Regions from separate parts of the Mus musculus genome. Here regions 2 and 3 are each linked to region 1. The links are chromatin loops, found by intact Hi-C in ENCODE. Cell type or tissue: left cerebral cortex. All regions are shown on one strand. Links, peaks and the distances in the headings refer to the core of each region. The heading gives the core; the rest is flanking DNA.

Region 1 (3,711 bases), core at 486-2,985:
TAACAACTCAGCCACTCCAGGTGCTAAATTATGGGCCACATTTTGTAACCCCCTATGGCTGAGCCCTCAGATTTTCTATCAGAACCACCACAAGGAAGGATGCATAAACATGTTTCTTGACATTCTCATCTAGATTTCTCCTGTATAGAACAGCCAGTTAGTACCAATGAAAAAGGTCCCATGTTCTTCTCTGAGTACCTATCTTTAATCAGCAACAACAACCAGGTGGTACATCATAGTGCCCAAAAGTGACAAAGTTATCAGCTTGCTGATAGAAACAAATGGTGAAACATAATACACACATGTGCATATACATATATGAACATGCTATTTTAAAAATCTCTTATATATGGTAACTAAATTCAATGATCTGAATATATTAATGTCATAACTAGTGAAAAATAGTAATATGCAGTTGTCCAGTTAGATCACAGAGACAGTATTTGTAATCTCCCATATTATTTTGACTTACGCAGCTTACCATAGGAGATTGCATCATCTAGCATATTTGAATTGAGGGTCTGGAGGGATCCAATATGATCTACAATGATTTGGGAAGGCTATAGGCATAGACTGGTTACAAAACTGGCCTACATCCTTTACCCAGTTCGTATCTCCTTCTATAGAGTGCATTTTAGCTCCTCTCTTGCAGTACTACAGCTTATGTTCTTCTTCATGGAATCTGGGATGGCTGTCACCCTGTACTGGCTGCTAGAGGACAGCAGAAGTGGGAATGTGCCAGTTCTGACGCTGGGCTTTAGGGGCCTACTTTGTCCTTGCCAACTATAGATGACCTGCCAGGCGACCACAGATATAAGAAGCTAATCTAAGCCTAGATAAGCACAGCTGCCCAGTCTAAGGCCTATTGAGAAATAACATAGTAATTGCTTCATGAAATTATAATTGGTGGCTATGAGTCACATTAACAGCTATACAATCTTGTTCAACATTATAGAATAAGCTACCTATGAAAAGTCTACAATTTATAATCCTTTTCTTGATTCTAGGTTACTGTCATTACTACCACTTTTTTTCTATGTCATATCAGATATAGTTCTTTGTGCCTAATACAACTACTATAAAGAATGGCTTTAGAAATGCACATATCTGCTTTAGCACTAAATGAGAAGTCTGTTTCTAACTGTGGACATACATGTTTCTTGCTATTGACCATCAGTACTTGAAAAAGTACTTCAAAGTACCAGTAGCCAAAAGTAGTGAGAAGATTAGCAGTGACGTGGTGTGGGTTCTGGATGAAAAGTAGATTTCATGAATAGGCAAACCCAACCAAGTTTTTCATCCTCAATGGATGCTTTGAAATGAGACCAGCCTTAAAAGTTCAGAATAAAATGCATTCAAAAACATGACAAGGCTCTTGAAATCATCAGGCAGGTATCAACTGTGACCACGGATCCCATGAGGGAAATGAACCAAGACCAACCCTCTAATACTCTTTCTTCTTAAATATTGATCTTGAATATCTGAGCAGACCCTCCACCAACAAAAGGATTTGAAAGTGTCCTGGCATCTAATCTCTCATATTTGAATTTAAATGATCAGAGAAACCACTTAATGTGAAACATAGGCTCTCTGAAAACATGTATGCTCATATTTGAAATATCTGAAAAATTGGAAGACGTAAAATATCATAAAGACATCAAAACAAACGCATTCCCTTGTGGCCTATGTATTGACGGCTTCCATCAAGATGCTTCCTTGTGAACTCTTCACTGGTTTGTCAGTGAAGTGGAAAGGACTCACAGTGATTAGGTCTCTTCACCTACACACACACACACACACACACACACACACACACACACACACACACACACACTTCTCTGCAGCCCAGGCCTCAAATACCAGCATTCTTAGTTGCAAAGAAACATACAATTTAAATGAGAATGAATTTCACACTTGAGGCAACAGGCAGCTTTACATTTGGATCTGAGATTCAGCTATGTAAAAACACTACTTTGCATAGAGATTATGGAACGCTTTCCTTGGAAACCAATTCATGTGCTGCCTGGGCTCCAAGACCATAGGGAACAGGCAATGCTGATGGGCAGACTCCTAACACAAGTTCTAGAATTCCCAGGAGCTATAATTTTCCCCAAAGCAACTTTTTGTTAAAGAAGAGAGAAAATCAATAAATTTGAGGGTTGATTTACAGGTATTTACAACCACCAAGACCACCACCACCACCACCACCACCACCACAACAACAACAACAATAACAGTTCCTTTGAAAGACTAGGAAACTGTAATTTTCTATATTATAGGAGTGAAAATGATTGTAACCATGCTAAATCGGGTGGCATAAGTTTCTGAACTCGATTCTTTTTAAAACTTAAAGACCTTGAAACTTTCAAAATGCCCATATATCTATTACATATGTGAATTTGTCCACAAAGACCGGAAGTGGTATTGGGCATTTTCCTCAGTCACTCTCCACCTTAGCTCTGGAGACAGGGTCTCTCACTGCAACCTAAACTAGCCAAGTAGGTTCAACTGACAGCTGACAAGTCCCATGGTTCCTTCAGGCTCCACCTTCCTATGATGCTATGCTTGGAATTTTATGTAAATGGTGGAGTTCAAACTCAGTCCTTATGCTTGCATTTTACTGGCTGCTATCTCTTCACGCACTATTAGCATTTTTAAAAAACCTTATTAATTTCAGCCCCTTTGCTTAAATTAATTTTATGGTCAGACACAATGAGAACAACACACAGGTTTTACATAGTGCAGATTTCAAAGCTGGTGCCACTTCTGGTTGGTCCTCAGGTATCACATTAAGTTGGCCAGGTTAAAAAGTTCATCTGCCTTTCCCTGAGGACACACACTGTTAATCAATAACCCCTTTCCTGTACATACATCGCTCAGACTGGCTCCTTTACTTCCAAAAGACAATTGAATTTATGTTTTTATGTTTGAGTCTTCATGAATGAGAGTTTAGGATTAGCAAGGGAGGCAGAGGGACTTGCACTGTGGGCTCCTTTCAACAGCAAGGCATGTTAATCCGAATGACTAAAATCCACTCAAACTCCTTGACCTCAAAGCTAACATGTAATTTACCATTAATGACTTATTAGTATTCTTCTCAAAGTTTTAAAGGCCTTGCCAGGGACTAATAAAATTGTTAAAATTTGAAAAATTATCCATGAACAGATGAGTGGGATATTTTACTATCTTGTCAAGTAGATAATGTCTTTGAATATTAAGTATGTGGGAATACTCCCCTATACAGCAGGTAAGGATTGCACTCCTGAACCAATCTGTCATGGCATACACAACTTTTTTGTGTTATTAGAAAGATTGATCTTATTTCTGATTTTTAAATCTCTAGAATAGAAGAGAAAAATGTATATAAATTTTCATAATGAAATGGAAGAATGTACATTACTTAATAATTCAAATTTGATGAAAATAATAACTTGGTTTGCTAAATGTAACTAGAATTCACTTCTTCACTCTTCAGTCAGACTATAACATTGAAATGGATATTTTTCTTAGAAAAACTTCCAACTTTAACCAAGACACTAGATATGAAAACATTTAGTAATATGCAAAGCGCTAAATTTTTTCCCTAACATCCCCACAGATATATAAATTAAACAGTTTAAACCAATGTTTTATCATTATTTACATTACAGACATTTTCTGTAAAATGCAAATTTCTATGTATTCTCTCTGTGGATGTGCTGACATGCTAAT
Region 2 (3,711 bases), core at 731-3,230, 340 kb after region 1:
CTCTCTCTCTCTCTCTCATTCTGTTTTAGTGAGTGTTAGAAACTCAACCCAGGGAACTCAAGCCAAGCCATAGCGCCTCAAACATTAGAGGCGCTCAGTTACTCTGCTAATACAGCACCTAACTAAGCCACATAAGTGAGTAACCTTACTGATTCTCAAATACCTTGCCTGTTAACAAAGACACTAGCGATTTTTGTCTCATTAGAAATGTGCTAGTGTCCCAGTACAGGGGAACGCCAGGGCCAAAAAGGGGGAGTGGGTGGGTAGGGGATTGGGGGGTTGGTATGGGGGACTTTTGGGATAACATTGGAAATGTAAACGAGGAAAATACCTAATAAAGAAAAAAAAAAAAGAAACGTGCTAGTGTAAATGAACTAATAAAGCAGAGCACAAAGTTTGGTGCCGAGCCCTTATCAAGGATTTATATCAATATCTATTATTCTGTGTCAGTCTTGTTTTCCTATGAACACTTTCATATGTTCAGGTTCTTTCCCCGTAATAACACTTTTCTTCTTCTAAGAATCCCCCTGAATATATGTTTTAATTTCCTTTCAAAGTGTAACAAGATGGTAAATATTTGGCAATATTAGCTCCTAATGCAGGGATAATTATGTAAAAAACGGTGCAAAACTGCAAAATAATAGCCAAGGAAACTGTGTGCAGGATGTCTGTAACCTCCAGCAATCCATCTCATATGAACTATACATGAAATCTGATTACAGTTTTCCACCCTAAATTGAGACATTGGATTTTATGTTACAAGCCGGGCTTCTCAACAGTGATCATTATCACAGCAGTCACAAATCAAATAAATTGTCATCTTTCCCATACATACTCTATGCCTTCCAAGCTTCAGGAAAATATAATTGATGACTAGCAAATAAAATATGACTCCATGCTAATGATGGAAATTCAGAGCTATAATTACATTTCTCTACAGCCATGCCACCTTGAATGTGCCCCTTGTCCTCTGATCTGGGGGGCTATGCAGGGTCACTCTAGGCAGTACTTAGATAAAAGAATTGTAATTAAATTCTATCTGTTCCCTACTTGCCACTTAAGGCCTTGTTTCAATGAACATGATGACCTGGTATTTTTCTCTTATGTTTTACTCAATAATGAATATTAGTTTTAATTTGAGAATAAAATTATTTGTTGCGACAATCATTTTCCCCACTTTTTAAAATTAAACAGTGTTTCTTTTTGGAAATTCCGATTGAAGTTAACTTCAGGCATCAAGGATCCCATAGTGTTTTCCACATGACCAGCAAAGGCAAGGAGCCCAAGGATGCTCAGCCAACGATGCTTGGAGCTGGACATGCTGGTGACTCATGCAGATGGAAATATCCTGGAGATTATTTTAAAAACCAAACATGTATCTATTTAAGATAAAAAATAATAGCAATAAAGAATAAAGCTGTGTCTCATTTTGTTTTTCTTTTCATTTACTCTTTGGTCATGTTTTAATAGGTCATCATGCATTCGAGGCTAAGGAGACATTTTCAGAAGGTTAGTGTCGCTTTTGCCATACTTAAGAGAGGGAAAAGTAACTCCATTCTTATATCTAACCATAAACTTAAATACACAAAAAAGAATGTAAAATGAAACTCACTGGTATTAGGCATATTGGATGTACCACAGGGCCCCCAATGGAGGAGCTAGAGAAAATACCCAAGGAGCTGAAGGGGTCTGCAACCCTATCGGTGGAACAACATTATGAACTAACCAGTACCCCAGAGCTCTTGACTCTAGCTGCATATGTATCAAAAGATGGCCTAGTCGGCCATCACTGGAAAGAGAGGCCCATTGGTCAGGCAAACTTTATATGTCCCAGTACAGGGGAACGCCAGGGCCAAAAAATGGGAATGGGTGTGTGGGGGAGTGGGGGGGGGGAGGGTGTGGGGGACTTTTGGGATAGCATTGGAAATGTAATTGAGGAAAATACGTAATAAAAAAGATTAAAATCAAAAAAAAGAATGAAGTATGACATAATATTTTAAAGTCTTTGAAGCCAAGTACATTTTATACATATTGGTTTTGTGTACTTGTAGGGTGACATGTTCATTTGTGACTATTATAAAAAAGAGGGCAAGTGAGTGCCACCTTGTGGAAGGACCTACATCTACCACCTCTAAGTTAGTCCCGCCTCCCTGGGTTTTCTTCCTTTCTCTTGTTCCTTTCTCTTGTTGCCAATGAGAACATCATGATTTTTTTTCATACCCGTGTCCTTCTTTGTATCCATTCACGTTGCTTACTTAGCTTAAGACAAATTAAATTTCCAACGAAGACTGTACTGTGGATTGCATTAACAAAGAATAATAGTATCCCAGAAAACTTAATACTAGGCAAGGTAAGAAAGAAGTATTGGCAGTAATAGCAACTGCAGTTTGCAACATCAGGCACAAATACCAAAGGACCATCATTTATAAAAGAGGGGGGGGGGTTAATGCCAGCAGTGATCGGTGATGTGTGGATGTGACAAACTGAAGTCTGAAGGATTATGATTTTGCTCACCTTAAGCTAGGGCAACTTAACCAGACTTAGCATTGGCAAATTTCACAGCATGGTTCCATCAGGGCAAAATATGCAAAGCTCTATTAAGCAAAGGTTCCATCAGAAAAACCCCTTCAAAGCAATATTAATTCCTATTGAATTAACTCATATGAATTCAATTAACTCATTCACTCATTTTAATTCAATATGATTCATTAATTCATCGTGTTTCTTCAGTCTGACTTCTTCATTAGAAAGGAGTTGTTTAGTAGATTTAAAGAGATCTTTTCTGAATTCACACAAGAACAATGTCCACTGTTCACTTCAACTGGTAACAACACTAAGCACAATGGCCAGGATGACATCAAATAAGCATAATGTATATTTCAGAAATAGTAAGAAACTTTAGGACAACTTGCAAGGTAAGTACAACTTTATTTAATACTAGAAAGTTGAGGCTCAGAAAAGGTAAACAGTTACTGGAGACTGCATATCTGGAAGCTAAACTATTTCAACCAAAATTCACAACCTTCCATAACTACAGGTTTACTGTCAAGGAATTTTGGGTAAAGAATGATCTTGAAGTTGCCTCCTCAGCATCTCAAGGCTGGAATTATAGGAATGGATCCGGTGACTGACTAAGTCTGACACTTTTAAACCTTAAAAAATAAACTTCAGTAATAAAACATTTTAAAAATGAAAGCCTTCTAAAACATGGCCTTAAATCTCACTTTTGTTACTCTGACTCTATGGCTTCTTACCAAAGTTCCAGGCAAGACTAGAATTACGGAAACCCATCTATGCTCTACTGAAAGATTCATCAACACACAACATCATTTAGTTCTGTAGGGAACAAAACTTACCATCACGTGTAAAGATTTGATACCTAAGGCTTGGCAATCTCCTCAGTAGTAAGTGCTTGATAATATAATATACACACACTTTGGAGAAGAATTTTCTAGGTTTCGAGTTCTGTACCTGACCAGGAAACCTTTTGCTTTATTTTGCCTTTTTAGAATAAAACATTTCTGCAGGCTGGAGACATGACTGAGATAGTAACATGCTTGCTGAAAAAGCTGTAAGACCTCTGTCCTGATAAGTAGCACCCACATAAAGGGCCAGATGTGGTAGTATTCATCTGTATTTCTGGTGCCGGGGTATGAGTGGAGGCAGGAGAATCGTGGGAGTTTAGTGTTCAGCTAGCCTAGTTAAGTATGT
Region 3 (3,711 bases), core at 731-3,230, 680 kb after region 1:
ATGGAGGCATTTCCTCAAGTGAAGCTCCTTTCTCTGTGATAACCCCAGCTGTGTCAAATTGACACAAAACTAGCCAGTACACAGGTCATGTTTGCAAACTTGAGTATCTGCAAAAAAAAGTTTTTGTAATTAAAACATAGCAGAAAAGACATGGGTTAACCTGTGTTTCCAATTAGCAGCAGGAAAAGATTTCCCTAGGGGACAAAATTGTAAAAGGCAGCAAGAATGAGACATAGCAGCACAGCTATTAAACTAGCAGGGTATAGGTAGGAGGATAATGAGTCTGAGGCCAGCCTTGCCTATGCAACAGGACTGTCTCAGAAAGACCAAAGGTCAGGGACATAGCTCAGTGGAGGAGTGTTTGCCAAAAACCCCTGATTGCTTTCAAAAATAAATAGGTAGATAAATTAAATAAATGCCCAGATGAGAGAAAAACTACAGAAATCTTCTGATTATAGCTCACCATTCCCACTTTATCACACACACACAAACACACAAGCTGATTCCTTACACAAGATGTCTTTCAGAGTCTGGTTTATTCCACCTAACATGATGCCCACCCCACCCATTTACTTGTGGGTCACTTCATGTTCTCACTCCTCTCCTGAATGGTGTATGCTTGACACTCTTCCCCCTTACTTGTACATCTCTTCCCAGTGTAGATGAGTAACTTTGCTGTTATAAACAGTGCTGCAGTAAGCAGGTATGTTCAGGAATCCTTGCTCTTGCTGGCCTTGATCCCTTCATACATATATCCAAAGTGGCACAGCTTGACTTCGGGGTGGTTTTGTTTTCTATTTCTAAAGAAAGAATCTCCATTCTGATGGATGTAGCAGCTGGACTCTTTCCACTCTCCCCACAGTGCCTGAACAGACCTTTCGCTGTGTATCCTCACTAGCTCTCTCTGCTCTCTTGACTGAGATGAGGGGGGATTTCAGTGTAGTTTTGACTTCTATCCCCTGCAATGGTCTCAGGTATGAATGTGCAGCAGAATGTCTGTGGAAGTCAGAGGGCTGCCTCCGTGTCGGTACCTGACTGTCTTTGCTTGAGGGGAGGTCTCCCGTTGCTGGCCTCTGTGTTGGTCAGGCTAGCTGGCTTGCGAACTGCTGAGATATTCCTGTCCCCATCTTTCACGACAGCATAGGAACACTTGGATTACCAGAGTGTGTGACTCTGTGTATCCCCAGGAACCATACTCAGGGACTTACTCACAGGTGTGTAGCTGAGCTCAGCCATGTCCCCATTTCCTCGAGTGACAATCTTGCTTTAATTTTCTGGGCTGCTGGTATTCTTTCTGGAAAGTCCTTAAACATTTTCTCTTATTCTCCTAAAGCATCCTCAAGATTTCTGGGCTTACAGCAAAGTGAATGGCTCTTCACTACTGTAATTCTAGCACCCGTGAGGCAGCAACGAGGGGATCAGGAGTTCAAAGCCAACCTCAGCCACACATGGAATTCAAGGCCAGCCTGGGTGACCTAAGACTGTCTCAAATAACTAAAATAAACCAATAAACACCACAGAGTTAATGAAGTATAATAAGAGACCCAGAAATTAACTCATATAAGCACAGCCATTTGATTCTCAGTAAAAGTACCAAAAATACACATTAGAGAAAAGACAGTTCTTAGACAAATATGCAGGAAACCTTGACGTCCTCATAAAGAAAAATAAAGTTAGATCAATATCTAACCTTGTGCAAAGAAGAAAAAAGTGCATGAATCCTTTATAGATTCATAGATTCACGGACTTTCCTAGTAGCACCCCTGCAAAGGCTAGGGGATAAAACAGCTCCTTCCTAGCTCTCTAGAAGGCCCATTCTATCCTCTCCTGCCTGCAGGGACCCAGGAGTGAAGCTCTGGGACCCACGAACTTTTCTTCCTAAGACTTGGAAAACCCCTTTTACTCAGGAGAATGGCACCTGTTCCACAGACTGGGATGAGAGGTAGTTTATATAAAAAGGTGGATTTCAGTCCCTCTTAAAAATTGGAAATTTGAGCTTCCTGGGCTCACAGGATGAGAATGCAGAAAAAGTCCAGGCAGGTGTGTCAGCCACCACCCTTACAGGCCAAATGCTGTCGAGCTCACCAGTGACCCCTTGTGGCCTATCCTCCTTTCACTTGATCGGCCATGGCTGGCTCTCCATGGTTCAATTGGCAAATGTTGGCTTATGATTGGGAGCCAGGAGCCAGAGAAGGTTGATGGGGGCATATTTGGAGAGGTCCACAATCCTTTCCAGTCCTAGATGACAGGGAAAACTATCAATGCGAGAGAAAAAATTCTCAAAATACGATTCATCATGTGACTTGTTTTTTTGTTTTGTTTTTTGGGTTTTTTTTTTTTTGGTTTTTTGTTTTTGTTTTTTTTTAAAGACTTATTTGTGTATAGGAGTACACTGTAGCTGTCTTCAGACACACCAGAAGAGGGCATTGGATCCCATTGTAATGGTTGTGAGTCACCATGTGACTGCTGGGAATTGAACTTAGGACCTCTGGAAGAGCAGTGAGTGCTCTTAACTTCTGAGCCATCTCTTCAGTCCATCTTGTGACTTTCTTAATCAGGATAATTTCATACATGAGTAGTATAATATCATTTGAACCCCCCTCTCTCCTCTCTAATTCCTCTGGTACTCCCACTCCATTCCAAAATCTTTATCTCTCCTTTTAAAAATCATTATTGTTACACATATGCATCTATATATCCTATATATGTGTGTATGTATACATATACGTACACATATATACACAAACACATAACCTACTGAGTCCACTAAGTGTTGCATATTCATACATTTATTTAAGGCTGAGACCCTTCTTATACAACTGAAGTTTTATTCTGAGTGCGTGGCTGCCTTTCTGCCACTATTTATGTTCAGCATCTTGTCTTGCACTGACTAGGCCAGTCATAAAGATTTGCTCAGTCAGGCTACTTCCCAGATTCCAAGAAAGTTCACCTAGGAATCCCCATGCTCAACGCCCATGCTTGAACACAGAGACTCGGTTCGTTCTATCAGTTTAGATTGTATCACACTCCGAGGCACTAATAAGCAAGCTAGCTGTGGCCATCTGGGAAATGCAAACTACACAAGTGAGGAGAGCACTCTTGATTGATAGCTAAATCATTAGTTCTCGGGGCTTGCAAACATTATTAAAAGGGAGTCATTAAAAAGCTGTCACTTTATCCCAGCTGTGCCATCCACACAGATGCAATCCACACCAAGTGGCAAAGCCTTCTCGAGAGTTACCCAGGGAAACTCAGAAACCTGCTGTTTCCTCTGGGTAACAATTCTATCGACCTGTCAATAAAAGAAGGGTTTATGCTCCTTGGCTGAATTTTCAAAGGAATTGAACTCATTTATACCTGACCCATGGAAGAGCAAATGGAGACAAGGAGGGCCTGGGAACAGGAAAACTCTAACACGAAAATGAATGAATGGATTCATTGACCTCACCGCTCATTGTAGGTCACTCCTCTATAAGTTTTCTTTAACTCAGGCCTTTGCTGCTGGTCTGGCCCATGAGTAAAACATACAAAAAATTTTCCTTCTCCTTTTACATTTTCCATATGATTACGTGCTTCCAGATCTGAGCGTAAGGTCACAGGTACAAAAACTGGTCCCATTTTTTTTTCAGGTATCACCTGCTTTTTGGAAGTTTAGAACCTTTCACAGAATTTATGTGGCCTGTGGAAAGGGTTGCCAGGAGAATAAACACC

The links. Hi-C counts contacts between places; a loop is a spot of excess contacts. Peaks named below come from ENCODE experiments on the same cell type or tissue, not always from the same donor. Only the 100,000 strongest peaks of a DNase experiment are listed, where the experiment ranks them.
Region 2: it touches region 1 in a loop (2.3-fold over the local background); 6 of 42 quality-filtered maps call a loop at or near these places.
Region 3: it touches region 1 in a loop (5-fold over the local background); 22 of 42 quality-filtered maps call a loop at or near these places.

The regions. Positions count from the first base shown.
Region 1 is chr3:29,709,153-29,712,863 of GRCm38, reverse strand. No RefSeq gene overlaps it. Among named protein-coding and RNA genes, the nearest start is that of Gm42197, 15 kb to the right of the region's middle. In left cerebral cortex, for the core only: no CTCF peak of the experiment used is centred there; a DNase peak (open chromatin) is centred at 1,960.
Region 2 is chr3:29,369,122-29,372,832 of GRCm38, reverse strand. All of the region lies in intron 5 of Egfem1 (EGF-like and EMI domain containing 1), which reads right to left. Among named protein-coding and RNA genes, the nearest start is that of Mir551b, 46 kb to the left of the region's middle. In left cerebral cortex, for the core only: a CTCF peak has its summit at 2,118 (motif pointing left); a DNase peak (open chromatin) is centred at 2,131.
Region 3 is chr3:29,030,386-29,034,096 of GRCm38, reverse strand. No RefSeq gene overlaps it. Among named protein-coding and RNA genes, the nearest start is that of Gm33154, 13 kb to the left of the region's middle. In left cerebral cortex, for the core only: a CTCF peak has its summit at 2,092 (motif pointing left); a DNase peak (open chromatin) is centred at 2,090.